Regions from separate parts of the Mus musculus genome. Here region 1 is linked to region 2. Evidence: chromatin loops called from intact Hi-C (ENCODE). Cell type or tissue: gastrocnemius. All regions are shown on one strand. Each heading gives the region's core, and the rest is flanking DNA. Links, peaks and the distances in the headings are about the cores only.

Region 1 (15,474 bases), core at 5,001-13,000, 57 kb after region 2:
TCGGTGTTCATGGAATTCTTATCCTGGCAAGAGAGCTTAATCTAAGGCAGAATCAAATGGTTTACTCTCTAACATGACGTATTTGTGAGATACTCACAGACTGTTTAACAACATCTCCCCATTCAGGAGCCACTCCATATTCTGAATTTTCTTTCAGGAATCTACATAAGTCTTTCAAAGGAGGAGCAAATGCGCCTCCAACCTGTAAGCAAACAAACAAAGGTAGTTAGACCGTTAACACTATTAAGTATGAAGTTGTTTATTTGATTTCTGATATAGAATTTCTTTAAAATATGTATTTTTGAGCAATCTGCAACAATATGCGTAATTATATTTAAAAAGGGTCACTCCAATCTAACTGGGCTACCGAAATACTAAATAAACACATTAGCTTTTGTCCTCTGGTTATTTGTAACTGCCAACTTGGCAGATGCAACCTAGAATTGGAAACTTTATTGAAGAACTGCCTAGATCAGACTGACTTAAAGGGCATGTCCATGGAAGGACCGTCTTGATTGCTAATTAACGTAGATGTGCCTTGCCCACTGTAGGTGGGACTACTCCCTAGCCAGGAGACCCTGAACTATAGAAAAAGCTGGCCGAGCATGAGCCTCCAAGTAAGTTAGTAAGCAAGGACTGAAGCAACAAGCAGCATCCTCCATAGTTCATGCTGTAGCTCCTTGGGTATGAGATTCGTGGTCAGGGATGACACTCTCTGGATAGCAAGCAGCCCTGCCTTCATGCTCTGCTTGAGTTCCTGCTTTAACTTCTCTTGATGATGAACCTGGAACCAGAAAGCTAACCTTTCCTTCCCTCATTGCTTTGGGTCACAGTACCTGTCACAGTGACAGGAATGAACTGAAACAGAAATTATATAAACCTTAAATGTTGGGCTGGTGAGATGGCTCAGGGGGTAAGGGCACTGACTGCTCTTCCGAAGGTCGTGAGTTCAAATCCCAGCAACTACGTGGTGGCTCACAACCACCCATAATGAGATCTGACACCCTCTTCTGGTGTTTCTGAAGTCAGCTACAGTGAACTTATGTATAATAATAAATCTTTAAAAGAATGAAAAAAATCTTAAATGTTATAAGTGAAATAACTGGAACAGAAAATGAACTATTATTCATGGTATCCATAGGAGGCAAGACAGGGAGGCTAGCCCACCTGAAAGTATACCTTTTGGAGTCATAATTCTGAGCTATGGAAACTCAGGTAAATCAATAAATATTTTTGAGTCTCTTTTGTGAGCTATGAAATGGGGTGACAATAATATTTCCTTCAAAGTGTCTGATGAACAGAAAATGAAACAGTTCAAGTGTCTTATAAAAATATCTGGCTTACAGTAAGTATATATCAAATACTGGGCTTAGAACATTACATATATATTTTATTTTAGTCCTTACAAAATCTTTTTGAGATACTATTTCTGTTTTCAAACTGAAGGACCTGAGCTTCAGACAAGTTATAGCTAGCTTTATAAAGCCATCTAATAATGTCAAGAGTTAGCAAGAAAACACAGGTCTCAGAATTCCATGCTGTTGTTTATTCATTATGCATATTAACTACATTGCATACCATTAAGTTGTAAGCATTTTTGTATATGATAAATTCAGAATTCAGAAAGTACCCAAGGAGCTGAAGGGATCTGCAATCCTATAGGTGGAACAACAATATGAACTAACCAATACCCTACCCCCCCGCCCCCCGAGCTCGTGTCTCTAGCTGCATATGAATCAGAAGATGGCCTAGTCGGCCATCAGTGGAAAGAGAGGCCCATTGGTCGTGCAAACTTTATATGCCTCAGTACAGGGAAATGCCAGGGCCAAGAAGTGGGAGTGGGTGGGTGGGGGAGCGTGTGTGGGACTTTTGGGATAGCATTGGAAATGTAAAAGAAATAAATAACCAATAAAAAAAGAACAAATATAAAAAAATCAGAATTCAAATTAATAATATTGATATCAATGATTTTGGCCTATCATTAATGTTTCCTTGCAGTCTAAAAGCTGGTTTTTGAGCAGTTCTTTCTTCTCTCTTGAATACATATGCTTTACATATTTCCTTCTTGAGTAATACCTTGGGGACTGAATTAGGGCTTGTGAATGCTCCATAAGCATTCTGTCCCTGGCTACATACACAACTGGCAAATCTATACTGTGTCTTGATAGGATGCACATTCACTCATCACACAGCAAGTGTATCATGCATACCTCTAAGCATTTTCATCTAATATCCTTCTATTCTTCAGTCTCTATGACTTCTCTTGCACTCCATTCTTTATGAACCTTCAGGGTAAAATGAACTTATAACCTGGACCTTAATCTCCAGGCTGATGCAGAAAGACTTCTGAGTTTGAGGACAGTCCAGCTTACCTAGTGAGTTCCAGGTCAGCCTGAGCTACAGTGTGAGACCTTGTTTTAAACAAAACAAAATATAATACAGTATAACATAACCTCCTCCCTTATAATTAAGTGGACTTTGTAGGAAGATTCTTTTCCTTAGTAATTCATCTATATCTTAGAGACAAGCCAATAGTTGAGAACTCTACAAATCAAGGGAAATGAGAACGATTCCAGAAGTTTACGACATTAATATTCAGAATATTTACTGCCAGTGACATGGCCCAGCAGAAAAAGGTGCTTGCTGCCAAGTGACAATCTGAATTCAATCACCAGGACCTACATGGTAGAAGAAGAGAACCGATTTGTGCATGTTGTCCTTTGACCTTTATAAACACACCAGACACTTACACACACACACACGATATATTAGAATGGGGGTTGTGGCCTAGCCACATTGGCTGTCAACCAACAGAAAGTCCAAGAATGAAGCAGTTGCTCAGTCTCCAAGGCTGGGTCTGTCAGCTGCCTCAGTGTACATTAGAGATCCTAAAGCAGCAACAGGCTCTAATGCCAGTGAAGGACTGGGCTTGCCAGTGAGAGGGAGAGCAAGCAGCCAGAGAGAGCTTCCTTCTTTTATACCTCACAGATAGGCTGCAGTCAGAAGGTGTGCCCCAGATTAAACATGGACTTTTCTCATCTCAAAAGATTCAGATTAAAAGTGAGTCTTCCCCAGATGCAGACACCCACAGCCAAACACTGGACTCTTATGGGAGAATAGCAGCCTCTGAGGGGATAGGAATTCCACAGGAAGACCTACAGTCCTTAGTCCTAGGATGTGTGAAAAAGCAGGGTGAGCAAGCCCTGGGAACAAGCCAGTAAGCAGCATGCCTGTACGGTCTCTGCTTCAGTTCCTGCCTCCAGGTTCCTGCCTGGAGTTCTTGCTCAGCGTCCCTTGGGAATATAAGATGAAATAAACCCCTTTCTCCCCAATTTGCTTTAGGTCAGTGTTTTAGCACCATGTAGCAAACCAATACACTACCAAAGGTTGAATAAACTACATCTACCAGACTGGGGAAAATTAGTAGTGCCTAATTACTTTAAATGGTGTTTCAATGTGGGATTTCTTTTTTTTTTTTTTCCATTTTTTATTAGGTATTTAGCTCATTTACATTTCCAATGCTATACCAAAAGTCCCCCATACCCACCCACCCCCACTCCGCTACCCACCCACTCCCCAATGTGGGATTTCTTAAGAGAAGTTAAAATGGTTTTACGTATTGCTATCTTAGCAGGGAGGTCATTTAACAGAAAGCAAAACAAGGAACATCCAGGGTGAAGTGAGTCTGGGAGCTGAGTCTTGTCCTGATGTCTGTCACCTTTTCTCACCCATTTTACTGTTCAGCTGACAGCAAACGCTAGCATATTACAGCTGCATATACAAAGGATATCACAAATCACCTGGCCTTTATATTATAAGGAAAAAAGGACAAATCATCATAGAATGAGAATTTTACCAAATATCACATCATACCTGGCTCAGAAATAACCTGTAGAAAAACCTTATTTTGGGGGTAAAGTGATGGCTCAGTGGGTAAACGTCCTTGTTGCTCTCCTAGAGAGCCTGGGTTTGGTTCTTAGCACCTCTATCAAGAGGCTTACAACTGCTGCACTCCATTTCCAGGGGACCAGCACCCTCATTTGTCCTCTGCAGGCACAGCCAACCCACCCCTACCCCCCATGCACTGGTGCCGTACCTCAACGCTAAGGCTGTATGTCCAGACAGCTTTCCTGAGCTTGGTGCAAACTGAATGCAGTGCTTTCTCTTCTCTGTCTGATCGGGGGAGCCCAACCCAAACCCTTGTGAAATTACAGGTTCAACTTCTGGAAAAGCCTCTCCAATACAAATGAGATATCCCCACTAACCTAAGCCTCAGCCAATGAAACTTCACTCTAAGAAAAACCCCTTCCCACTCTCCAAAATTCACATATAGCCCTGGTTCACGCCAAATGGAGTATACGCATACAACCCCACCCCAAATCAAAGTATGTGCTCAAGCCAAGATTGCTTCAGAGAGCCGTTTCATTGAAAATTGTCAGAGAAGGCCTTCATCTAAAAGAGCTGCTGTAAGTGGCACTTAAGGTCCTTGGAGAAGTCATTTCTTTCCACCCTCAGCTGAACCAGAATCCTGCAGACCCCATTCAGCCCCACAGCTGGATCCTACATGCATATCACAATGTACAAATAAATAAGTATACATATATATATTTAAAAAAAAAACCTTAAGCCAGCAGTGGTGGCCCACGGCTTTAATCCCAGCACTTGGGAGGCAGAGGCAGGCGGATTTCTGAGTTCAAGGCCAGCCTGGTCTACAGAGTGAGTTCCAGGACAGCCAAGGCTACACAGAGAAACCCTGTCTAGAAAAAACAAACAAACAAACAAACAAAACCCAACAACACTTGAATTCATAGGACTAGAAGCAACCATTGTTTGATGCTAAGGTTGAGAAAAGTCAGGGAAGCAAAAGCTGGACTCTAACAAGAGAAGAGCATCGGAAGGTATGAAAAGGATCACATGATAGTTGGAAACACCTAGAAAAATAGAACAGCTAAGCACTGTAACCGAGGATCAGTTCATGTGGTTCCCTGCAAGGAGGAGGAACCAAAGAACCTTCTAGAAGGTAATCTAGTCTGTTCTAGTTTAAAGAGACTGGCATTTAGTTCTTCCTAACCACAGAATGAGTTCCCATGTCTTCAAGCCCTGTTGGGGAATTCAGTGGGACTCCTGCATAACAAGCCATCATGGGAGAAGTCAATATTGGAGTCTGCAAACCCCACATGGCTTTATTCATGCACCATCATGAGACTGAGCTTGGTAATAAGGCACAACTAGAAGTCAGGAAGCCTGGGGACATCCAGCCTCAGCGCTCAGGGCAGTTTGTAATGGACACACTAGGGCTGGATGAAGAGACACTGAGATGATGAGGCGCTCAAGTCACAGAAGGCCTAGTAAGAGAAGACTCCAACGTGACCAAAGCCACCACCCAGCAGTGCTGATATTGGAGGAGCAGACAGAGGCCATTCCTCCAGAGAGTACGGTGGCTGCTGACACTGTGTCCCCTTTCCCTACACTTTTGCTGTTTTCAACTTAGGTGGTTGTTCTTTTAGTAAGAACCATCTTCCGTGGATGAGTGCTTTGCCTGCACGAATGTCTGTGCAGCAAGTACGCGCCTGGTTAGAGGGTACACTGAACAAGGAAGAGTGACACATAGGTGAATGAGCACAGGACAGTGATATACACGAATGAAAATGCCATTAGAAACAATTATTTGGTAGGCCTACCAAAGTTAATATTAATTGTGATATATAAACAAGAAAAAAGCTCAACTATTAATAATTTGTGACTAGTTAGCACAAGCTAAGCATAGAAGTTCCATTCATCTATAAAGTCAGCTTTGAAACATTTTATTTCCATCAAAAATTATATAATATGCCTATTTGAGAAAACAAGATTAACTTGCACTATCTGACAAATGTTACCCTGATAAAATGCAACACATTTATCACAGTGATAATGAAAATGCTGTCACCTTGAGTAAGGTCTCTTGACTTCTGGCACAGACAGGTGGGTTGGGGCCTCAGGTACTGTAAGAAGGATGACCTCTTCCTTACAGTTGAAGGCAGCGGTCTCCCCCTTCTCGCCCCTCCCTCACTGTGCTGACTGTGGCAACTGAACCAGCCAGGGACAGCAACTAATGTCCCCTGAGGGAACCTCTGCATGGGACAGAGGGCCCTCATGCAGTGTGCAGCCATACATAGCAGCCCTGCTTCTCTCACTCACTCGCTGTCAGCGACGTGGGATTTGGTATCAGACTACATGAAATCATCATGCACGCCTTTTCCCACAGCTGTGCAAGGTTTCCCACTCTCTAGTTTGTTAGACAGCACTGCCTAGGTAAACGGCATAGCCAGTGGAAGCGTAGCAAGCCCACACATACCTTTCTCGCATTCCTTCTGTTAATCAGCTGCACGCGCTCCTCCCCAGTCAGACTGTTGATATCTAGTTTGTTTGGGTTTCGGCATCGATGCCTTTTCTGTTTGGGTCTTCCCTCGTGCAGCTGCACCCTCTAAAACACACAGAGAAACACCTTGAAGCCCGTGGCCTTGTTCAACACTTCTCAGAATGGTGCAAGTGAGCTGACCCCAGGAGCTCAGGCCTGTGTGGAGCGAAAGCGCTCACTCTCTAGTTAGTCCATTTAACGTCTTAAACTTTAATAGGACTCTTGTGCTCCTTTGCCAGCTATTCTGTACACAGCAGCAAATGACAGAGCTCTGGAGTTAGAAGTTTTATACCACTGCAGTCTTTATAATATACAAAGGGTATAATAAAATACATCAGAAGTCTTTTTTTTTTTAATTTATTTTTTAAACAAAAAACAGCTTTGAACATAAAAAAATCTTTCAGAGCGCTAGGATTACAGGTGTGTGCCACTGTATCTGGCCTGAAGTGACTTTTATAATTAAATATTTATTAAATGCAGAAAGAAAAGCAATACAGAATTATATTTTAGGAAATATGGCAATTATTTCTTTTTGATACTTTTCCTAAATCTTAGGCAGAATGGATATTTAGTAAATGTTTGATGACTCAAAAGAACAACAACTGCTGAGACTCTAAAGTCTACTTACTGGGATAAAGGCTCCGAGGTCCTCCACATAACCAGGGTGCTCCTTAAGCCATCTGTCCAGGTCCTTTCTCTTCGGCGCATCATCTCCTGCGAGCCTTGTCCCGTCTTTGAGATTAATAACTGGAACAGGACTCTCTGTGTCAGGAATTCTTTGAGGCTGAGGATAGGACAGTGCTGGGTTCATCCCGGTGGGAATCTGTGAGGCGGTTAAGTCTAACGTCAACTTGTGGGGAGGGGAACTGATCAGATACGATTTATATTTCCATGCTTATCGTCATTCTAACTCTAGTTCTACAGAGGATTTTCTGAGGAGGCAGGCCCCTCCTGCCCCAGGCCTTGCTCTGCATTCCTGACCGCCCTGGAGCTCATGACATACACACCAGGATGGCCTAAGCTGTGAGGCGGTTAAGTCTAACGTCAACTTGTGGGGAGGGGAACTGATCAGATACGATTTACATTTCCATGCTTATCATCATTCTAACTCTAGTTCTACAGAGGATTTTCTCGAGGCCCCTCCTGCCCCAGGCCTTGCTCTGCATTCCTGACCGCCCTGGAGCTCATGACATACACACCAGGATGGCCTAAGCTGGCAGTGATCCTTGTGCCTCTGCCTCCTGCATACCGGGGTCACACAAGTACTCTCTCATGTCCAGATTCAACAGTCACTTTCTTTTTGAAGAAGAAGAAAGCATTGTATAAAATTCTGCCAAGCCTCTTTTTTAAAAATTAATTAATTAATTATATGTAAGTACACTGTAGCTATCCTCAGATACTCCTGAAGAGGGCATCGGATTTTGTTATGGATGGTTGTGAGCCACCATGTGGTTGCTGGAATTTGAACCTGGGACCTTCAGAAGAGCAGTCTGTGCTCTTAACCACTGAGCCATCTCGCCAGCCCCTGCCAAGCCTTTTTAAGTTAAAGTTTTTATAACTCTCTCTGCCAGTGCCAAATATTATTAAGATCCAATTTAAGAGTATGGAAGACTAATTTCCTTATTATTTATTTTATTAAAAATATAAAACAATAAGTGTGTACTTATTAAGATTGAATTTCAGGCTTAAGGTTAAATAACTTTACAATAGATTTACTTACATGATTAGGTGGCTTATTTCTGTTCAAAAAGAGGATGTCAGCACCTTCTACATTCCTCCTCCTTCCCCGCCTTTTCTTCACTATAGGCTGGCTGTCGAGTATCGCTCCGTTGGCACCGAGGGTTGGCTGAATGGAAGTACCTAATCAATTAGAAATGCAAAACAGTGGCTGAAAACTTAAACAACACAACTTCTCTAAATGGATTTGAAGTTAGTTCTTTTATACATCAAACTAAGAAGTTCTTGGATTAAAAACATGCCCGTTTCTCAGTTTAAAGACTTGGGGACTGGTAATCTAGATCTCTGTCACTCGGTGGCTCCCACTGGCTCCCATCCCAATCCTCCTGCTTTCTCCATCTGTGTTCTGGGATTCTGGTGTGAATCACCTTACCTCACATGTAGTCAACTCTTTACTGGCCACTCGGCATCCTGTTTTATTTAACTCCTCACAGAGGTGTCACATCCTGCTCCTCTCACTTCATCTCACACACAATGACAAGGCTCAGAAATGTTAATGGTAACTAATTTCTGACAAGCCCAAGAAGGAAGGCAGATCCAGATTTCACATTTATAATTATCAAAGTGTACTATAAAGGATATGAGATAACTACATAGTATTAATAGTACTTGAGACTTTAACATAGTTTTATGTAGTTTTAAAACTAGCGTTATAATTGGTATCACATAATATGCATATCACTGTTGTTATATTGCTTAAGATTTTATTAATTTGAAATTATGTATGTGTGTATGTGTATACATAAGTGCAGGTGCTTGTGGAGTTCGGAGGAGGGCACTGAAGCCTTGGGGCTAGAGGTGAGACATCTGTGGCTGCCTGAAGTGGGTGCTAGGAACTGAACCCAGGTCCTCTGCAAGAGCTGTATCCATTCTTATCCACTGATCCACCCCTTCAGCCCTTATATTTATATTGTTAATATAAAAAGCACTGGTATAATAAAGAAGCATAATAGTAACAGCTACATAAACTACATTGCTATATAACATACAGTATTTTATATGTAGTTACTGTACACTATGTGTAGTATTATTCATCAAAGAATTACTTATAGGTGACAACTGGACAATCTTCAGCTGCAAAGCCACTGAACCCTTCACACGACCTCATTTATACTGACTGTATCTTCTAGAGAAGCTTTCGGGTTAAGGATGAGAACAGTAAACTCACGTTGGGTGGGCAAGAGAGCCCACAGCTGGTCTCCATTTGTCCTCATATTTTAGTGCGAAAGAGAGCTCTTTAACCATAGAGCTAACACGTTAAGAAGAATGATTTGGGAGACGGATACTTCACGAATAGAAACACTCACACGGGATGTTCTTGCAGGGGTCAGGGGAGCGTATGAGTGTGTGTGTGTGTGTGTGTGTGTGTGTATGGTAGATATGAGTGCACTCGTGTGCACAAACATCTGCATGTATATTTGAAGGACAGAAATTGCCTGTCATTGGGTGTCTTCCTCAATTGCTCTCCACTTCTCCACTTTATTTAATGAGGCAGGGTCTCTCACTGAATCTAGACCTCATTGATCTGGCTCGTCTAGCTCGCCAGCTTGCCCCAAGGATGCCCTGTTGCTGGCTAACAAGCACTGGGATTACAGCCCTTATGAAGTACTGAGCACCCTGAGGCCGATCTTCAGGCTCACATGGCAAATGCTTTAGCCACCAAGTTATATCCCCAGCCTTTCAACTGCAGGGTCAGTAAGTAGAAAATTACACAGAATGGTTAATGAATCCACAGAAGACCAAACTGATGCCAGTGAAAATAAAATAACTGATAATTTAAAAAGTAGAGATAGGAGCGATTGAAAGCAGCAATCAGTCCCCGAACTGTAGGAGTCCCACCTACTGTTCTTACGCACTGTGCTCATGCACAGTGACAATTCTGAAAAGCTTCCAGGTATCGTGTGGCAACCAGACACAGTCCCTACTAAAGCAGAGTCCTTAGCCTTGCAAAATAAAGATGGTATAAAGACAATTCAACCCATTCACTTTCTTTGATTGGAAATTAGTATTTTGGGGGTAAGTACAGGGTGGTAAATACTCCTGAGACTCAACTGATCTTAAACATCATTCTCAATTCTTGACACTTTAAGAAGAACACAGGTGGAAGGTAGCCAGACAAGACAAAACACAGTGTTTATTTTATGGATATGTTTCTTTGCCCCTGCAGAGAGAGAGAGAGAGAGAGTGAGTGTGTGTGTGTGTGTGTGTGTGTGTGTGTGTGTGTGTACACCATCTCCATACCTGGTGCCCATGGAGGTTAGAAGAGGAGTTGGAATGTTCCTAAAAGTGGAACAGATGGTTGTGAGCCAGGTCCTTTGTAAGAACAAGTGCTCTTACCCACTGAACCACTTTCCAGCACCAGGAAATCATTCTTCGTTGATTGAAGGGCATGCAACACATGGCATAAATGTGTTGATTCAAGTGGCCAGAAAGGTTAGAAGAAACAGAGACTCAAGGGGAAATATATTAATATGGTAATTGTTTTCAAAATGCTATGATTTAGCATGCAGACAAAGGAAGGGCAAAGCTAAGTCTATAGTGCTTTCAGAGGTAGAACTCCAATCTTTGAGAAAAGAAACAAAACAGATCAGGGAAAATGTACTTCCAAATTAAAAGATATTTTTTCCCTGAAACTTAGACCTGCCTGGCATAGGGCTATCTGAAGTGGAAGAAGTCTTGTCTTGAAAGGGTCTGTGGAAACTGAAGAGACTAGTCAGAAATAATCATGTCTGCTTGGAGCATTTTAAAGTGTGCCCCTACACACACACACACACACACACACTCTCTCTCTCTCTCTCTCTCTCTTTCTCTCTTTCTCTCTTTGGTTTTTTGAGACAGGGTTTCCCAGTATAGCCCTTGGCTGGCCTGGAACTCACTTTGTAGACCAGACTGGCCTTGAACTCAGAAATCCACCTGCCTCTGCCTCCCGAGTGCAGGGACTAAAGGTGTGCGCCACCACCGCCTGGCTCCCCTGCACTCTCTTAAGTTTTAGTCTTTTACCAACAACCACTATCATGTGACTTAAATTACTGTTTGAAGCACAAAATATACCACCTTCCCAAAACTACTATAACTTTTATCTGTTAAAAGCTACTTGACAAGATGGTATCTCCATTCAAATACTTAAACTTCTCAAACTAACTGCTATAATTCAAAATGTCATACTAAAGTTCAACAAGGCTGGTGGTGCAGTTCAGAGGTAAAGTGACTGGCTAAGCATACATAAAAGTCCTGAGTGTGATCTCCAGAACACACACACACACACACACACACACACACACACACACACACACACACACACAGAGACAGAGGCGGGGGGGGGTAGATACGGATACAGATAGGCAGACAGGCAGGTAGACACACACACAGTCTGACAGACACAGACTGATAGACACATACGCACAGATACACACACATCATATACACATATTCTAGGAAATAATAATATTTAATATTATGCTGACTACTTTGTAGGTGTTAAATAGGTCCCCAACACTAAAGAGAAAATGAGTTTTTATGTCAAATGTGTATAAAAGAAAATTTGGAAATGGCAAGGAATATCTTGTTAATACCGAGTTCCCATTTGCACATTTACCTGACGCTGGCACAGCTTTGGGGAGGTTAACAAGGCTAGTCTCTGATGTGCTCTGAAGCTCCCGAAGGCGAGTGAGGTACTGCTGCTGACCCAGGGCGCCATCTTCACCATCAAATGGTCTTTTCTGGGCAAGCCCCTGCTTCTGAAATGTCAACTTCAAGCCACCTTCCTATTAAAACAAAATTCAGAACCATTATCAAGACAGAAAATGTTACCAAAAACCTTACTATAGGATATCAAGAAAGATATTTTACTTAGAAAGAGGAAGGCAAAGTCCCTGACACTCCTGAGGTTCTCCCATTCAATCCAATCAACAGGAAAAACACTCATCATTTTTATGACTACAAACCAACATTTTTCACGTGGGAAGCACATGACTGTAACATTTCCAGGGCAGACAGACATCGCTAGGCACGTTATTTATGGCACTTTTAGCGACATCACTCTTACACACACACACATATACTGGCATGACTCTTCCCTGTATGACATACGGTCTTCCCATGTGCCTCCCCCTCTCCCTGCGCCTTCCTAGCCTTAAAGGGCCAGTGTTACATGTCTGTCTTCCACACTAAAGCTCACCCATATTTTTGATAACAAATAATTAAACTTCAAAGATCATATTAAAAAAGCATTCCTAATAATGGGACACATTAAGTGTTTGAGAAAGTACGTACATTGATATACCACATAAATATTTTAAAATGCCAGAACAGAAATAGTCACACGCTTCAGGAAACACCTTGTGCAGAACCATTCTCAGGAGAGAGGCCTACTTAGTGATGAGCGCTTTAATGGGATGCTCACCCTGAACAGCCTAGCTACAGGAAGGAAGCACTGCAGTACCCTGAGACAAGGATGTGAAGGAAGGGAGGAAGGAAGGAAGGAAGGAAGAGTGAGAGCAGGCAGCCACTGCAGAAAAGCATGCTGCACACCGCAATCGCAACCAGGCCCTAGGGCAATAAAAATGCACATACGTCTTTGATTTTCACTGTAAACTCCTTTTCTCGTACATGCTTCTTCACCTTTGACATCTGTGCTGACTGCTCGTGCTCTTCTCTGACAGCAACGGCTGGGGGTGTGGGGACGCTGGGCTCGCCGCGTTCTGTAGCTGCTCCGGGGCTATCCAGCAGTTTGGTGGTATAGAAGGACGCCACCGTGTTAGCATCATAATGTCTTCTAGCTGACGGCCACTTCCCTTTCAGAACTGTCTGACAAATACTGTCCAGGCGGTTGATCATTACCCGGTCCTAGAAAAGCAGGGAACATCAAGGTACTCTTTAGTACTTAGGCCAGACCTTTGCAGACCAAATAACCTAAGAGCTTTGATGGTTTAAGCCAGGTATAACAGTGTGTGTAGTATGCTTATATATTCTCATATGTATTATAATTCTGTACATTATTTAAGTACAAATTCCCTTTGGTGAAGTTCAAAAGCATTATACCACAAAGATATATTTACTATTTTAATATTTTATTCCTTCAACGAAGTCTTACGCATTGTAGGCTGTCCTTGAAGTCACTAAACAGTCCAAGGGACCTCCCACTTGCTTGAATTATAGAAATGGAATATAAATGTGAACCACAATGGTTGGTTAAACCTGAGGCTCTGTGCATGTTAGCACGGTGCTCTATTAGTGGAGCTGCCTTTACAGATGCAGGGTACAAAAGTAACACGTAGGAATATAGAAAGAGAACAGGCTCGTCCATTTCTAAATTCTCAACCTCATTTCCAAAGGCGCCCTGTATTAGTCTAGTCACACATGGGGATTACAGTCATACAGCTGGAGCTGCTTGTACCCCAGAATGTACCTATTTAAAATGAGCTTTTTGGTAGGTTACAACTACAAACGGTATTTACCGTCCTTCATTCTAAACATTCTAAAGTTACACCGAGAAGCATACACATGTATGTATAACTCATTTAATAGGCAGTAATAATTTAACCTTTTGATGCAAACACCAAAATGTCATCATAAATTTATAGTGGCCAGGCTGGAGAGATGGCTCAGTGGTTAAGAGCACTGACTGCTCTTCCAAAGGTCCTGAGTTCAAATCCCAGCAACCACATGGTGGCTCACAGCTACCCATAGTGACATCTGATACCCTCTTCTGGTGCATCTGAAGACAGCTACAGTGTACTAATGAGTAATAATAAATAAATAAATCTTTAAAAAAATTTATAGTGGCCTATTTTTTCACCTAAGACTATCCACCATTAGGTCAGATGTGGTGGTCACACCTTTTATCCCAGATTGGCAGGGGCAGGGGCAGGGGGCAGACAGATGTCAGAGTAGAAGTTCAGTCTGACTCCCAGAGCCATACAGTAAGACCTGGTCTCAACAACAACAACAACAAAACAAACAAAATACAAAAGAATGTCTACCATCAAAGCTATTCAGGAGAGGAGAGGAGAGGAGAGGAGAGGAGAGGAGAGGAGAGGAGAGGAGAGGAGAGGAGAGGAGAGGAGAGAAAAGAAGACATGTCTCAGCAGTAACCTCTTCTTTTACCTTTGGCCAATATGAGGCTGCCAGCATATATCCACCTTGTAGCAGGTAAGCAGACTCTGGCGTTCCATTGTTTGCCTGGAAACTGTCCTGAGTTTCATCTTGGGTCGTGCTCAGTGATGCGACACTTTCCTCATCATAGGCTTTCCTGTGAGGCGTGCCTTCTAAGGACAATAGTTACAGTCACTCTTTAAATCTACATCAAACAATTTATGCATACTTTTACAATCCTATGTAATTTCTTCAATTCCCCACAAGTGTCCAAGTAAGATAACTCTTAGCATGCTTGATGTCAGAGCCCTGGGGAAGATGGGGCTCTTTAGGACTGCCAGAGCCATCCCTGCACAAGCTCGATGCTGACTCCTTTCCTTGTACCTGAACTGCTGTTGCAAAGGCACCCCAGAAAAAAGCCACCTGAGGCTACTCTGCTGAGGGGCGTAAGCTCTTCCTGTGCGTCCTTCTACAGACTGTAGGCGGCAGTATGGAGTATGGTACTCTTGTTTGTCTATTTAATCTAAGGTTCCTGGTGGTTGCTGTAAACATTATTTGCTCATAATAAACTTGTTCTGGGGAAAGCAGCAAATTTAAGGCAGTCATAAAGAAGGCAAGCCGTTACGCAAAACTTCAGACTCCCCTGTTCAACTAATCTACAGAACAGGATTATGTAAGGAACTCCAGTTTCCTCCTCAATTATGCTTTTCTAAGACAATTTATAAGCATAAAGTTTAAGCTTACAAAGTTAAGCATGCTTCAGTTATGTAAATCAAGTTCTCTACATTTTCACTTGAAAAGCGGTCATAAAGATAACAAATGTGTGCATGTACCTCGCTTCTGGACATCTTCTTCACTGTCACTTTCTTCTGATGATGATGAAGAAGATGAGGAGGAGGAGGAGGAAGATGAGGAGGAGGAGGAAGATGCCGAAGAACAAGATGAGGATGACGAAGAGCTAGAGCCTGACCGAGAGTGTGAGCAGGAGGAGGAGGAGGAGGAGGAGGAAGAGGATCTGGAAGAACACGATGAGCGCGCAGAGTCAGAGTCAGAATCAGAGCTGGACTGGGATCCTCTTTTGTGGACTCTCGGTTTCTTAGAAGCTGGGTTTGGAGTTAGGGGCTCTGTTCTGGCTGCAACCATGCGTCTGTCTGTTTCACTTTTCCCACCAGACTTCTGGTCTCCAGTAGCCTGTGATAAAACACCGTTCTTTGGACTTACAGGCTCAGATTTAACTCGTGTCC
Region 2 (15,474 bases), core at 4,679-12,678:
GGTGTGACAGAAACAGTCTCCCCAGGTACATTCTGCACGGGGACAGCGTTGACTAGGGGTTGTGGGGGGATGCGCCCAGATGTGCTTCCTTCAGAGGGACTATCATTCTCGAATAGCCGCCTTCTAGTAGTGCTGACTGTTGGGGAGCTGTACCTGTCATACAATGTGGTTGGAGACGTTATACCTACGATCAAAAGAAATCAGACTACTTAACAAAGAGACAGCTCTGACCTCGATCTCAGCTCTTGTTCAAAAGGAAAGTCAGTGTGTTTCAAATACTTCATAATTTCAAAAGCAAATAAAATGTACAGAAGTCGTGGTCCACCCATATTTATTCTAGTGGAAATTCAACTGAAAGCACTTCACAGAGGAAATACTCTGTCTCACAGCGCTCTCTTTCTGGTTTTCCTTCCCCCGTAAATGAAGCAAGGCTTTGTCCTCGGCCACCGTGTCCTCTGTTCCGACTCTGATGAAGAGGTCATTTCAGGAATCATTTACTTTTTCCCCATATTCAAATTTGAACAAAGACATTACCTGGCCAGGAGACAGGGTGATGTGCCTGCCTTCCTCTGGTTTTCTCCTTCAGCTTTCTATGAATATTCATCAGCCTTTTTCCACAAAGGGAAGATTACTAACATCCCATATCCTTCAGTAGGTAGACATGTATGGTATAGATTTAATAAACTTAGTTTTGAGCAGTTTTATTGAGATATGACTCATGTGCCATACATTTCATTCACTTCAGTTATATAATTCAATGGCTTTATAAAATAGGTTTTGAATTGTTGCAAAATATAAAAACATTATCAGCATTAGCCACTTTTAAATACATATATATAGCTTTGTCTAACTATGAACATTCTTTCTTGAATGTCTGTTTGTTTGTTTGTTTGAGGCAAGGTTTCTCTATGTAGGTCTGGGTATCCCAGAACTCACTATTTAGCAAAAGCTGGCCTCAGACTCCCAAAGATACACTTGCCCTGCCTCCCAAGTGCAGGCATTAAGGGCATGCACCACCATGCCCAAAACAATCGCTTTTTCCTTAGTCCCTCTAAATAAAAACCAAATGTTACGGCTTAGTTTAAGTATTCTTACTAATGTGTGCATGTTTGAATTGTAACTATTCCTTTTCCCATGTTCACCTGTAAGACCTGTGTAACAGTAGCTTTAAAATTTAAAAATAAAAGTAGGGAGATGAGCAAGACTTTAACAAGAGTGAACCCTGAAAGCTGTGCTTAAGCATTCCCTGTGTTACAAGAAGACAGGAAGCCTGGGACAGGCTTGTGGAGCCAGCGTCAGGCAGATTTTCCTAACTAAAGGGAGATGTAGCAAGGACAAAGAAAGGGAAGTTGAATGTCAAACTTTAATTCATAGACTCGGGAAGGAAAACTACAAAAAAACAGACTGGAAAAGGCCAGCTTATCAGAGCTGAGACAGGTCTGCTTGAAAAGTAGCTAAACCATTACTGTTGTTCTTTCAAAACTGAGGAAAGGCTGGAGATGGCTGAGCAGGTCAGAGCACTGCTCTTGCAGAAGACTCAGGTTTGGGTCTCAGCACCCACGTGGTGGCTCACAACCATCCACAACTCCACTTACAGAGGGTCCAACGCCTTACAGAGAGTCCAACGCCTTACAGAGAGTCCAGCACCTTACAGAGGGTCCAACACCTTACAGGGGGTCCAGTACCTTACAGAGGATCCAGCGCTTTAGAGGGGGTCCAGGGCCTTACAGAGAGTCCAGCACCTTCCAGGGGGTCCAACACCTTACAGAGGGTCCAACACCTTACAGAGAGTCCAACACCTCTTCCAGGGGGTCCAACACCTTCCAGGGGGTCCAACACCTTCCAGGGGGTCCAACACCTTACAGAGGGTCCAGCACCTTACAGAGGGTCCAACACCTTACAGGGGGTCCAACACCTTACAGAGGGTCCAACACCTTACAGAGGGTCCAACACCTTACAGGGGGTTCAACACCTTCCAGGGGGTCCAACACCTTACAGAGAGTCCAACACCTTACAGAGGGTCCAACACCTTACAGAGGGTCCAATACTTACAGGGGGTCCAACACCTTACAGGGGGTCCAATACCTTACAGAGGGTCCAACACCTTACAGGGGGTCCAACACCTTACAGGGGGTCCAACACCTTACAGGGGGTCCAACACCTTACAGAGGGTCCAACACCTTACAGAGGGTCCAACACCTTACAGGGGGTTCAACACCTTCCAGGGGGTCCAACACCTTACAGAGAGTCCAACACCTTACAGAGGGTCCAACACCTTACAGAGGGTCCAATACTTACAGGGGGTCCAACACCTTACAGGGGGTCCAATACCTTACAGAGGGTCCAACACCTTACAGGGGGTCCAACACCTTACAGGGGGTCCAACACCTTACAGAGGGTCCAATACCTTACAGAGGGTCCAACACCTTACAGGGGGTCCAGCACCTTACAGAGGGTCTAACACCTTACAGAGGGTCCAATACCTTACAGGGGGTTCAACACCTTACAGGGGGTCCAATACCTTACAGAGGGTCCAACACCTTACAGGGGGTTCAGCACCTTACAGAGGGTCCAACACCTTACAGAGGGTCCAGCACCTTCTGACCTCTGCAGGCACCAGGCACACACAGGGTACACACATATACATGCAGGTTAAACAATCATACACATAAATCTAAAATCAATTTTTAAATGAGGAAGATTTCAAAAAGCATTTAACTGGTGAGTTAGTTTGGTTTTCTGTTATTGTTTTGAGATAGGGTCTCATGAAGCAAAATCAGACTGGCCTTAAAGTTAAGATCCTCCTACCTTAGCCTTCAAGTGTTGGGATTACAGAAGTCTGCCACCACGGCCTGTATCCATATTTACTGAGTAGACACTGACTTAGAGTAAACTGATTTTAAAACTGATCCATTTATAGCTAAGGCCTTTCAAGTACATTATGAAACGGACCTAGTGTTAGCAATGTTCTAATAGATTTGGAGATATGTGTCTGTGTGTGTGTGTGTGTATGTGTTTATATGTATTTTATGTATATATTGTATATATGTATGTGTGTGTATATATGTGTGTGTGTGTATGTGTGTATGCATGTATGTGTATATAAACTATTCTTTGAAAATAGTTTAAAAGATGTGTACTTTACATTTGGGAGGCCCTGGTGTCAATCTCCAACAACGGGGGGGGGGGGGACGAAAAGAATCTCAAGGAAGACAGACCCCACACATGAATATGAACTTCGCACCTAGGCAGTCATCTAAGGAGCTATAAAACATAAGCCGGGTTTTCTGTGTTCCTTGGGCCAGCAGCAAAGTCACATTACTAAGTAGCTCAGCACAGCTCCAGTGATGAACATGTTCCACTCTTGGAGCCATCCAGCCTCACTGGCTTATCTCTATCTACCTGGGTCTCAGAGCTCCACCCTTAACAACATCCAGCTGTGGCGCTCCACACCTGATTCCCAGCTATGCAAGAGATTAGTCAGGAGGACCAGGGATGGATTAGCCTGGGCAACACAGTGAGACTCCTTTCTCCAATAAACATAACAAAATAGAACCATAAAAAGGAAGACACACTTCAGAGAATGAGAGAATTCACTGAGAATCCTATGGCCAGCAATGGAAGTATAGTTAGCAGTTTGCTTTTCCCATTTCTGCCCTTTTGTATGTTTATAAATGGATAGTCACTTACAAATAAAGGTCAAGTTAATGAAAAGTGTTCTAAAAAGATAAGCTTGGCACTCCCGCAATCCTTGTTGGGGGTGGGGAGCAAGACAATGTAGAATTCAAGAGGAGCCTGGGCCATATAGCCAAACCTCTCAGAATAATTTTTAATGTTTTTACCATTCCTTAAAAGCATTTTTAAGTCAGGTGTGGTGGTATACACCTCGAATCCAGCACTGGGAAATGGACTCTCAGAAGTCCACTGGTAACATAGCAAATTCAAGGCCACAGCCTGGGCTACACAAGATCCTGTCCCAACCCTCCTGCATACAAAAAAACAAAAAAAAATTTTTTTAAGTGATCACTATGTCACTAAAGGACACAGAATACTCTTTGCTCTGCATAGCCTATTAATTTTACTTACAGTTTAGATGGAATTTAAGTATATAGATTCAAGACTCCAAAATATTCGTCTTTGTATTTTAAACTTACTTCTTCCAAGTCCTCCAGCATCAGCACGAACTTCACCCACCCTTCTCGGGGTTAAGGGAGAGCCAGCGATGTAAATTTCATCTGTTCTCTCTAGGTTTTGAGGTGGCATGACCTATAAAGAATCGTTTGCACAAAATCTTAACAATCAAAAAGCATTTCACTAGAAAGGCAGTAAGGCAGTGCACACCTGTAATCCCAGCACTTGGAAGGCAGAGGCAAGCGGGTCTCTGTGAGTTCAAGGGCAAGCCTGGTCTACAGAGCGAGTTTTAGGATAGTCAGGGTTACCCAGAGAAACCCTGTCTCGGAGAGGAAAGAAAAGGGAAGGGGAGGGGAGGGAAAAGGGGAGGGGAGGGAAAAGGGGAGGGGAGGGAAAAGGGGAGGGGTGGGAAAAGGGAAGGAAAGGGAAGTGAAGGGAAAAGAATAAAAAGAAAAAGAAAGAGACAGTAATAATCTTAAACCAAAAGGCAACAATTTTTGTCCAATTAATTATTTCTTAATAAAATTACTAAAGCAAAAATTCTCAGTCTTAAAAGATTCAAAACCAATATGAAGACTATGTCCGAGCCAGTGTACCTTATGATTCAGATGGTCAGAACAGCAGCCTCAATCTTTACCGTCATGGAGACCTTGAGGTAGTTACAGGCTTCTCTTTGATACAGGAATAAACCACTTACCACACTGCAAAGCCCTACACCCCAAAGGGCAGACCCCAGCTCCAACTACTCTCTGTAGAAGAGGGCTATAAACAATATTGATGCGCTTCCCTTACAGAAAGATGCTAAAATATTGTCACAAACCTCTTCACAAGTAGGGACTCTGTTTTCATTATCTCTAATTCTGTCCCACAGTGGGGACTTGGTTTTCCATGCCAAATGGTCTAAAATTTGTTCTTCAATCTGATTGAGGTGTTTGACCACTTCTCTGCAAAGACCGTCTTCTGCTCTAATAAATACTTCAATTACCTGCAATAAAGAAAACGCCACTTATTGAGTCGTGATATCTACGCTTGTGCATGCAAAAGTATAAAAGCAAAATGAAACATCTAAATATTTTTTAAATATTGACATAATTTATCAGAAGTTTAATAAAGCCATGTGTAGCACGCTGCTTATCCTTTTATAGTTTTGTAAGTAATCTACACATATGAATAACAAAATATTTTGTACAAAATATTCCTTATACATTGAGCCTGAAAACAGTACTCTTAAGTTTTTATATAAGAGGTGGATGTATAGTTCAGAAATACAGTATGTGATTAAATGCTTAAGGCTATGGGCTCACTTTCCAGTATCAATATCACAAAAATAATATTAATAGTCTCTGACCATAAGCAGAGTATGGGGGCTCATGCCTGTAATCCTAGCTCTTAGGAGGTAGAGGCAGGAGAATCAAAAGTTTCAAGTTATCCTTGAGTTTGATGTCATCCTGGTCTAGATTTATCAAAAATAAATAAGTAGGATGATAGAAAATGGATTTTTTTCCTGAAAGATATCTCCAATATTAAACTTTCATAAATGAGAAAGACATATACAAGCTATACAACATTAGTATGACATGAATGCTGCTTTTTAATGAAAATTTATTTTTATCCGTGTGTGTGTGTCCTGTGTATGGATGGGAAGGAGATCAGAAGTGGGTTTCAGATCGTCTGGACCTGGAGTTGACGTGGGAGCTGGGAAATGAACTCAGGTCCTTTGCAAGAGCAGGAAGTGCTCTTAACTGCTGAGCCATCCTTCCAGTCCCAGCATCCCCTCTTCCTACCCCTCTCTACATGCTTCTCTTCTTTCTTTCCTTTCCGAGAGCCTGTGCTATGTAGCCCTCTTGAAGTCTGCAATCCTCCTGCCTAAGCTTTCCAAGTGCTGGGTTCTAGGTGTAATCCACCACATTTGCCCCCCACCCCCCACTTAGCTCTTCAATCACAGTATGCTGGAGTCCTTAGGCAGATGATGGAAAAAACCAGGCCAAAGAGATGTGCCATACTACTATATAGTACAAGAATCTACACAGGTCAAAGACTCTCCTTTGTTCTCTATGCAGAGATTATTAAATTTTTAATAGATTTATATGTTTAATGTGAGCAAGGTAGATAACAAGAGGTTAGTCTCATAATCACCGGTATAATTTTTAAATACCTTATAAAAATGATAATGTGGTACATCAAATATTTCAGCAATAAATGGAAAATTCCCAGGAGGCTTATGGGAAAAAGCGACCACCTCAAGGCAGCAGGCCAAGAGTGACCTGTGGAATGCGTCATGCTCCAGAACACCCTAGAAGACAAAGTCACATTTAGAACTGAAGCCCACTCTGAAAACACACTGCATAGCCAGTCAGTTTAATTGCACTCATCCTTTTATTAAAGATTAAATAAAAACTTATGTTATGAAATACTTTTTAAAAGGTGTTTTAAAATAGCAAGCAACAAGTGTTTTGAGGATGTGAGAGAACTGTAAACCCATGTGTTGCTGCTGCTCAGGAAATTAACCATAGGACTACTACTGTATGGGGCTGGGGATGGAGCTCTGTGGTAGAACGCTCGCTTCACCTACGTGAGGATCTGGGGCCAATCTCCAGAACCACTGTGTGACACACCAATGCTACTTCTAGGAAGAAACCCGTGCCTGGCACACCAGTGTTCACAGCAACACTGTTCACAACAGCCAAAGGCATAATGATCCAGACGTCTATCAACCGACGAGTCACAAATAAAAGGGTTAGACACCAGGAAAGAAGCTGTAAAACTTTCCAGAACATGGATAAACAGTGAAAAGAAAACCAACTCAACCACAAAAGGACAAATACGATACGATTCTATCTACCTAAGGATCCGGTAGAGTCAAAAGGCTGGAAGGCAGTACACAGAGGGACGGAGAGAAGGCGAGTGGGAAATCAGTCTTCAACGGGTGTAAGGTGGGGATAATGGATACAACCGTGCTAATGCACCTTGAAATGTAACTTTCCAGATGATTAAAATGTTTTAAGCACATTTTACCATAAGAATAAAATTAAAATAAATTATTTAGATGAGTAGACAGGTACCTATTTAATATTAGTCTCTAAACTGTAGCTGAGGTTTACATTGCTATTCAATATGTGTTTCACACACACAAAGTCAAGTCATAAAGCAGCCCATTAGTGCATACAGCCCAATGCAACCACATACGTATATATGTGTATATGTACCTATGTGTGTGTGTATAATGTATACATATGTATGTGGGTGCAGAGATGGCTCAGTGATTAAGAGCACTCAGTACTGCTGCAGAGGACCTGGGTTCAGTTCCCAGCACTCCCATGGTGGGCCACAGCCATCTAGAACTCTGCTCTCAGAGGATCTAACCCCCTTTTCTGACCTTTGAAGGTCCAGACACATAGTGCACATACAGAAAGGCACACTCATGGTGCATATATATGAACATACAGGAAAACCACAGATAAAACCTAAAAGTAAGATAAATAAAACCAAACCAAAAGGGAAATGTAAGTCAGGCATGGTAGTCTGTCCTCGTAATCACAGCATTTGGGAGGCTGAGGCAGGAGGATTATACATTCAGGGCCAATGTGGGTTATACCAAGTACAAGGCGTATGTGCACTACATTGTAAGACCTTGCCTCAAATTTTAATAAAAGAAAAAAAAAGAGTTGAGTATAAACAGTTACAAGAAATTCAAGTCAATTACTGGCCAACTGTATAACTTTTAAAATGTCAATTTTAAAAATTAGCACTATCTTTTTAAAATTATTTCTTCTGCATGTATGAGTGTTCCACCTATGTGGCTTCTGTGCATCACTCTCTGCCACCACGGCACCTGTTGAGCCCAAGGAAGGCGTCAGGGATCCTGGACCTGGGGTTGTAAGAGTCACAGGCTACCGTACAGGGGCTGGGAATTGAACCCAGGTCCTCTGCAGAAGCAGCCAGTGCTGTTAACTGCGGAGTCACTTCCTCAGCTCTAAAATTAGCATTCTTAAGAGCTCTCTCTTAGATAAATGTGCAACAGGCTGGCTGACCGGGAGGTACACTCTGGTACTTTCACACATGATTGAGTGGCTGAGTCTCACGGTTCCGGTCCCTAAGCCTAACTTCACACATAGAACATTTCCAAGCTTTTCTAGCTTCATCATTATGAGACTATTTTAATTGCCACATAAGATTATATACAATTGTTAAGACATTAGCATTTATGAGACATTTTATTGGTTTATTAATCTTCATTTTGGAAAAATAATTGTTTTTTTTTATGATACTCCCCAAGAGCTTGAATTGCTAAGTAGTCAAATGAAATGCAATCCATCCCCGGCCCTTCTCAGGGATTTTGTTGTCTTATTTTAGTTTTAGAGAGGGTCTCAAAAAGTTTCACTAGGGCTGGCGAGATGGCTCAGTGGTTAAGAGCTCCGACTGCTCTTCCAAAGGTCCCAAGTTCAAATCCCAGCAACCACATGGTGGCTCACAACCATCCGTAATGAAATCTGATGCCCTCTTCTGGAGTGTCTAAACACAGCTACAGTGTACTTACATAAAATAAATACATAAATCTTTAAAAAAAAAAAAAGTTTCACTAGATGGCCTCAAACGTGTTACAAAGCCCAGGCAGGTCCTGAAATAGTGATTCTCCTTCTTCAGCCTCCAAAGCAGGTAGAATTAAAGGGGTAGGGCAGGATGCCTCGCTGTTGATATTTCTTGCTTAGAGACTAAGAAAAAGCATCATCTTAGCTGAAGAATGACTGAGTCCTCATGTTGAAGCCCTAACAAGTCAACATCCAGTGTTTTCTTCCACTGGGTTTGTATAAAAGCTCCATGGTATTAAACAACTCCGTTAAAGTTAAACCTGAGGATGTTAGGGCTTGACCACTGGGGCCGTTTGAACAAGAATGCGTGAATAAGATCTGGTGCTTGAACACATGGTCCCTACTTAGTAGAACTGTTTTAGGTGCTGTGTGGACATGTGGTTTTGTTGAGCCATGCATGTCCATGGGGTGGGCCTTACAGTTTCAAAGCATCACACTGTTTCCAGTTTGCTCTCTGCCTTGTGCTTGCTGTGAGCCTTCAGCTTCCCGCTCCTGTCACTGTGCCTTCATCCTGCCAACATGGACTCTAGTCCTCTGCACCTTTAAGCCCAAGTAGACTCTTTCTGCTGGAAGTTGCTTTAGTCGTTGTATTTTATCACAACAGTAAAGGAGTAATTAACACATCTACAGAATCCTCCTATTCTTTAAAATCCGTGTTAAAATGCATGGCTGCTACAAGGAGACTCACACCTCTGTCCCATTCCATACACCTTACGATGGTAGGGTAAGGTCGGAGGGCTCCACTACACAGTTCGTGAGATGCTAATCTCATTCCTAAGGTGCACACCTTTTCTTTGTAATGGCCTTTTGCTGGTGGGTGGGGAGGAATGGAGCTATGTCTCACTGTGTCCATCACTACATAATTATTGTACTCACAGATAAATCCATGTCTCCCAATCTTTTTTGTTCTTGCTCAATAACAGACTCTAATACTTTATAGTAGAGCATTTCTGCAAAACGAAAATGTTTGTTGGCAATTTCTGTTGAAATTAAAACAAAGCACAAAGTTAAATACAAATTAAGTTAGTATCATGGAATAGACTCATTTCTCACTTCTCTACCCACAAAATAAAGTCTAAAACCCAAATCTATATTTTCTTTTTCTAATTAATTTTATTTTTTAAATGTATATGGGTTTTGCTTGCATGTGTGTCCATGTACTATGTGAATGTGGGTGCCCAGGAGACCAGAAAAGGGTATCGGGTTCCCTGGGACTGGACTTACAGATGGTGGTGAGCATGTGAGTGCCAGGGATTAAGCCTGGGTCCTCTGGAAGAAAAGCCATTTCTCTTAACTGCTAAGCCATCTCTCCAGCCCAAAGCCATACTTTCTATAGTTGATGTTTCATTATCCCTACAATTTCTCAGTATTCCCTTTTCCCCCTTTTCCTTGAGCCAGAGGCTCACCCTGGCCCAGGCTGGCCTTGACTGCTCATCACTAGTCCCAGCACAGTGTCCCAGGTACTGGGATTTTAAGTGTGCGCTCCAGGTCTTTCATGTTAACATTCTTCTTACTTGTTAAAACTGACGTGAAAGCATCACACAAGGAACTCAGGATCACATTAAATGCACACACTCCGTCACTGTGAATACTACAGCTCTGTGCTGCTATGGCTTGATGTTGGAAGTTCTTCAAGGACCTATGTATTTAACAGTGGTCCCGTTTGGGGAGTGGCCTTTAGGAGGCGGGGCCTCAAGAGAGGTTATTCATCTCTCTCTCTCTCTCTCTCTCTCTCTCTCTCTCTCTCTCTCTCTCTCTCTCTCTCTCTCTCTCTCTCTCTCTCTCTCTCTCTCTCTCTCTCTCTCTCTCTGTCTACTGAGTGAGTTCCAGTATACAGCCAGGGATACACAGAGAAACCCTGTGTCAGAAAACCAAAAATGTGCTAAAAGTCTAACATAATAAAGATGTTAGACTAAACTTTCTGTTTCTAAAAAGGGCCCAGAAATCAGTGACAGAAATAAATAAATAAATAAAGGACAGATCCTCCGTAGCCTTCAGCTTACAGTTCTACATCCTTCCTTGTCTTTCTGACTCCATTAGTCAGATGTCAAAGTCAGGAGCAGTCTGGACAATAGTAAATCTTACCTTTAGCACAATTACTAAAATTCTCATCTGGCTGGAAATGCTGAGAATATATTTCGTACATTTCTTTCAATCTGTCAGCGATAGCCTGAGTTGGATCTCGGGAACATGACCTAAAAAGTAGTATGAATTATCCAACATGAGTGTTTCATCTGGACACAGAGACACGGTGTCTAAAACTATCAATTTCATTGGCGTAAAATGCTTCGAATAGATACTATATACTTTACAAATAAATAGAGGAAATCCCATACTTCCTTTTCAAAGATGGCAACGTTACTATTTGGAGTGGCAGTGGTATTGCCTGTGTGGAAACACTTTACTGCACTCTGCTTAGCCGACTTGCTCTGGGACTCATTTGATGCTGTGGTTAACCCTACAACCTTAAATATCCTGTCATCAACACCAACCAAACTGCCCTCAGGACTGTCTAGTGGGCAGCAAAACCTCCAGGAAGACCTCCTGGAAAAAAATGGAATGAAGGGGTACAGAACCTACACTAGAAACATATAAACATATAAGCCAATGCTGGCTTTTTTAAATTTTCCCAAGTGAGGTTTATTTCACTGACTTTAAATCTTTTGTGTGTGGAGTACTGGTATGTGTTCAAATATTCATGGGTACACATTGAGGGTTCTGTGGAAGTGTGTGGCAATGTGTGCGTGGACGGCAGGGATCAACCTTGCGGTTATTCTTCAGCAGATGTCCGTGTTGGTAAAATGGAGTTTCTCAGCGGGTACCTGGTGACTGGTGATTAATCCGGGATGGCTGGCCAGCAGGCCGCAGGGTCACTGAGGGTACAAGCCTATTCTAGCACACTCTGCCGTTTACATGGGAGCTGGGGGGGGGGGGTCAGGTTCTTATAGAAAGCAAGCACTTTACCAGCTGAACCACCTCCCTCGCCCTCTTTCTCATTGATTTTTCTTATTAGCAATATTTGAGGCTTTTATAACAACTGTTTTAATTTGACCATACATATATATGTCAGAACTTGGTCAGAAAAATGACCCGTGGTGAGCAATGCCTTGGGAACCTGTGAGAGAGGCACCAGGGGAAAAGGCAGAGAGAGGGTCTTTTACCTCACACTGTTCCCTGCATTGCTCTTACATGTGACTTCATGCCTCCTGTGGCAAACATTTACACTAAGCTTATGACATACTTATTCTTGTTGGATGTCAGAACATAGCTATAGAACCCAGTCTGGTCAGTGTGCCCTGAATCTGGATATGGCCTTCTGCCTTGCTTTCATGCTTTCCCAGATATAATCTATAGTCCGTGGCAGGCAATTGTGTTTAAATTGCTCTGTCTTGAGAAAGTCCTGGGAGAGGGCTGCTCTGTTAATATTTAATATGTGGCTGCTGACGTTTATTTACACGGTTTTCTGAACTGCAACAACTTTCCTTGGATCACTGCTTTCGCTGTTTCATTCCTGTATAAAAGTGGGCTGACACTGAAGTGAGATGATTGTCTGCAGCAGCAGACTGTAGTCCGCCCTATGAAGTGAGATTGTCTGCAGCAGCAGACTGTAGTCCACCCTATGAAGTGAGATTGTCTGCAGCAGCAGACTGTAGTCCACCCTATGAAGTGAGATTGTCTGCAGCAGCAGACTGTAGTCCGCCCTATGAAGTGAGATTGTCTGCAGCAGCAGACTGTAGTCCACCCTATGAAGTGAGATTGTCTGCAGCAGCAGACTGTAGTCCGCCCTATGAAGTGAGATTGTCTGCAGCAGCAGACTGTAGTCCGCCCTATGAAGTGAGATTGTCTGCAGCAGCAGACTGTAGTCCACCCTATGAAGTGAGATTGTCTGCAGCAGCAGACTGTAGTCCGCCCTATGAAGTGAGATTGTCTGCAGCAGCAGACTGTAGTCCGCCCTATGAAGTGAGATTGTCTGCAGCAGCAGACTGTAGTCCACCCTATGAAGTGAGATTGTCTGCAGCAGCAGACTGTAGTCCGCCCTACTCCTTCAGGTCCTTAGATCCCAGGTCGGCTGACAAGATCTGCACAGGTCAGCTAAAAGTCAACACATATATATGACCAAATTATAATAACTATATATTTCAACCACTGTGGCTTAACTTGATCATATACATGTATTTAATTAAGTATATATGACCAAATATATATATGCATTGCAAAACCTTAGCCAGTTTATAAAATTATAAAGAAAATAAGTTTCATCCTTGTGAGACATAGCCAGAGATAGCTATGTGATATAGCACCAGAGCTTTATTTATAAGCATACACATATACCTTAAAGCTTACCAGATAAAAAAGGTGATATGCAATCTACTGGTAATATGCAATTCCACTAATAATATCTATAGCTAAAGCTGTCATGACTAGAGATTATAAAAAGATCTGAAAGATATAGCTACAATATAGTCTTTCACAACATATACATAAAATGCTTCTCTCAGTACTGCAGAGGCTGAGGCAGGAGAATGATGAGTTTAAGGCTGTCCCAGGCTACATGGTGAGTTAAGTCCAGCCTCAGCAACACAGACTCCGTTCCTGTTTTTATATGCTGATAACACGGCCTCATTCCGTAACTCAGGCTAGTCTTGAACTTCAGATCCTCCTGCCTCAGTGCTTAGGCCATGTGCCTGGCCAAGACCCTGATTCAAAAGAAGTAAATAAATGATTATTACTTCAAACCAACATCCAGATTGGTGTTTAGTAAAACTGGGTACTGTAAACTAACCAAACTGATACAAGAAATTAACTACTATATAATATGTAATTCACAGTCATATCTAGGTATTAGATTCCAGAGGCCAACTTTCTTATTTTTTCCACATGAGGAAGCAGATGAAAACGTGAACGCCCTTAGATTGTGTACGGGTTCTCAGGACTATACATACACTCACACTCCTAGAACATTGTGTCAATGGCTCACTTCCAAGTTAACTGGAAAAACAAAAATAAAATGCTTCGAAATTCAAGGCAAATCAAGGCCATCTGAAAAAAATACGACTTAGGAAGAAGCCACCAAGGCGTGGACTGCTCCGTGTTAATCACAATAAAGCTGAAGACTAAAGAAGACTGCAAATACAGAGGAAAGGTGATCACTCTTGAACTCCAGTGAGTTATTAACGTCTCCTTTATTATACACCACCAGAAAAAGCTGGTATTGTAGGGATCTATGCCGTCAAACCATAAAGTCTTAGGAACTTTAGAATCAGCTTTCTCAGATCTCCCTGCCAAAGCCACGCCCCAAAGTATACCCTGAGCTGGAATGCATCTCAGCTGTGGACACGCATGAAGCTGTGAGTCCCTACAACATGGCATAAGACTGCTGGTACAGGCAGGTAACACCAGCACGTGGGAGGTGACAGCAGGAGGCTCAGAGGTCTCAAGGCCTATCCTCCACTGCATCTGTAGTTAAAGGCTAGCCTGAGCTACAGAAGCCCTTGTCTCAAAACAAACAACAATTATGTTCTTGAAAAGTCACTGATATTCCTATCAGACTCTGGAGAGCGAAGGAACTAACTCAAGCCCTTTCCAAGTTAGGAACCTCTACAGAGCTTGCAGAAATTAGGTGACTGACCCACTGAGCACCCTGAGTCTTTTCAAACCGAGTCACACTTCAGAATCGTGTTCCAGACCAATCTGCCCATCACCATGGATCCTCCGCTTCCTTAAACTTTTAAAACATTTATTAATATAAGACAGTGTAAGGTTGTCTTTAGTCCCTGCTGTACCACCACACTCTCTTACAGCAATGCCACCTCTAGTTTGCCGAGTTGTCCAGCAAGAGTAAATAAGATGTCTCTCTGTCACAGTTCACAGAAACTATCAGTCCACAGATCCACCAGTGGGAAACCGTGGGCAGCAACTGGCTATAAAACTGGCCACTCACAGCGAGTGGCCTCTACTGGTGAGCTATCAATAGATCACTGAACCCCTGACGCCCCTCTTCTGAGAATTTGCTCAAGCCTTCAGAGCAGAGCTATTAGTGTTTTGCAGGAGGCAAGTGAACGTATCTGGCTGGTCTATTTGAAGTTAACAACCCTATGTGTGCTATCCATGTCTAACATACAACAATGCTGCCCCAAAATACCTAGCTAACACAGAACACACGTGGGCCATGTGGTTTGGACTCCACCAGATACAGAGATAAGAGTACACACATCAGGAGTTCAGTGTCATCTGTGGCTACATGGAAGGTTGAGGTTGGTTTGGGCTACATGAGACCCTGACATACAGTTTTTCCTAGTCTTCCTTTTATCAGTAGTCTTGAATGGAGTCAAAAGTATATAAGAATATGGTCAGGAGTAGAAGAAAAGGGGAAAGAAACAAAGTATTGGCTGTTTTTTTTTTTTCACTTTCCTGAATGTGTGACATTTTTGTTTCTTTTGTTCTTTCTTTCTTTTTTTGTTTTGTTTTGTTGAGCCCTGGCTGTCCTAATACTTACTCTGTAGACCAGGCTGGCCTCGAACTCAGAAATCCACCTGCCTCTGCCTCCCAAGTGCTGGGATTAAAGGTGTGCGCTACCACTGCCTAGTTTGTAGATTTTCAATATAACTGTGGAGATGTGAAGCAGTCATACAAGTCAAGCTTTATTGTGATCAGGTTCCAGGAGCTCAACCTCATAACAATTACAAAAAGGATTTCTTGCTAGGAAAAATAGTTAGGCTGGCTTGGTGTCATATATGTTCATAATCAGAGCTCT

Evidence for each region. Peaks named below come from ENCODE experiments on the same cell type or tissue, not always from the same donor. Only the 100,000 strongest peaks of a DNase experiment are listed, where the experiment ranks them.
Region 1: it touches region 2 in a loop (6-fold over the local background); 6 of 42 quality-filtered maps call a loop at or near these places.

What each region holds. Positions count from the first base shown.
Region 1 is chr8:91,033,834-91,049,307 of GRCm38, reverse strand. It overlaps Chd9 (chromodomain helicase DNA binding protein 9), which reads right to left. Exons shown (of 40, transcript NM_177224.2): 32 at 15,064-15,474; 33 at 14,243-14,403; 34 at 12,758-12,982; 35 at 11,733-11,901; 36 at 8,121-8,260; 37 at 7,029-7,223; 38 at 6,338-6,466; 39 at 98-202. Among named protein-coding and RNA genes, the nearest start is that of Gm39221, 18 kb to the left of the region's middle. In gastrocnemius, for the core only: no CTCF peak of the experiment used is centred there; a DNase peak (open chromatin) is centred at 8,453.
Region 2 is chr8:91,090,990-91,106,463 of GRCm38, reverse strand. It overlaps Rbl2 (RB transcriptional corepressor like 2), which reads right to left. Exons shown (of 22, transcript NM_011250.4): 10 at 10,806-10,915; 11 at 9,597-9,700; 12 at 6,287-6,424; 13 at 4,952-5,116; 14 at 4,155-4,266; 15 at 1-184. Among named protein-coding and RNA genes, the nearest start is that of Rbl2, 29 kb to the right of the region's middle. In gastrocnemius, for the core only: no CTCF peak of the experiment used is centred there; no DNase peak of the experiment used is centred there.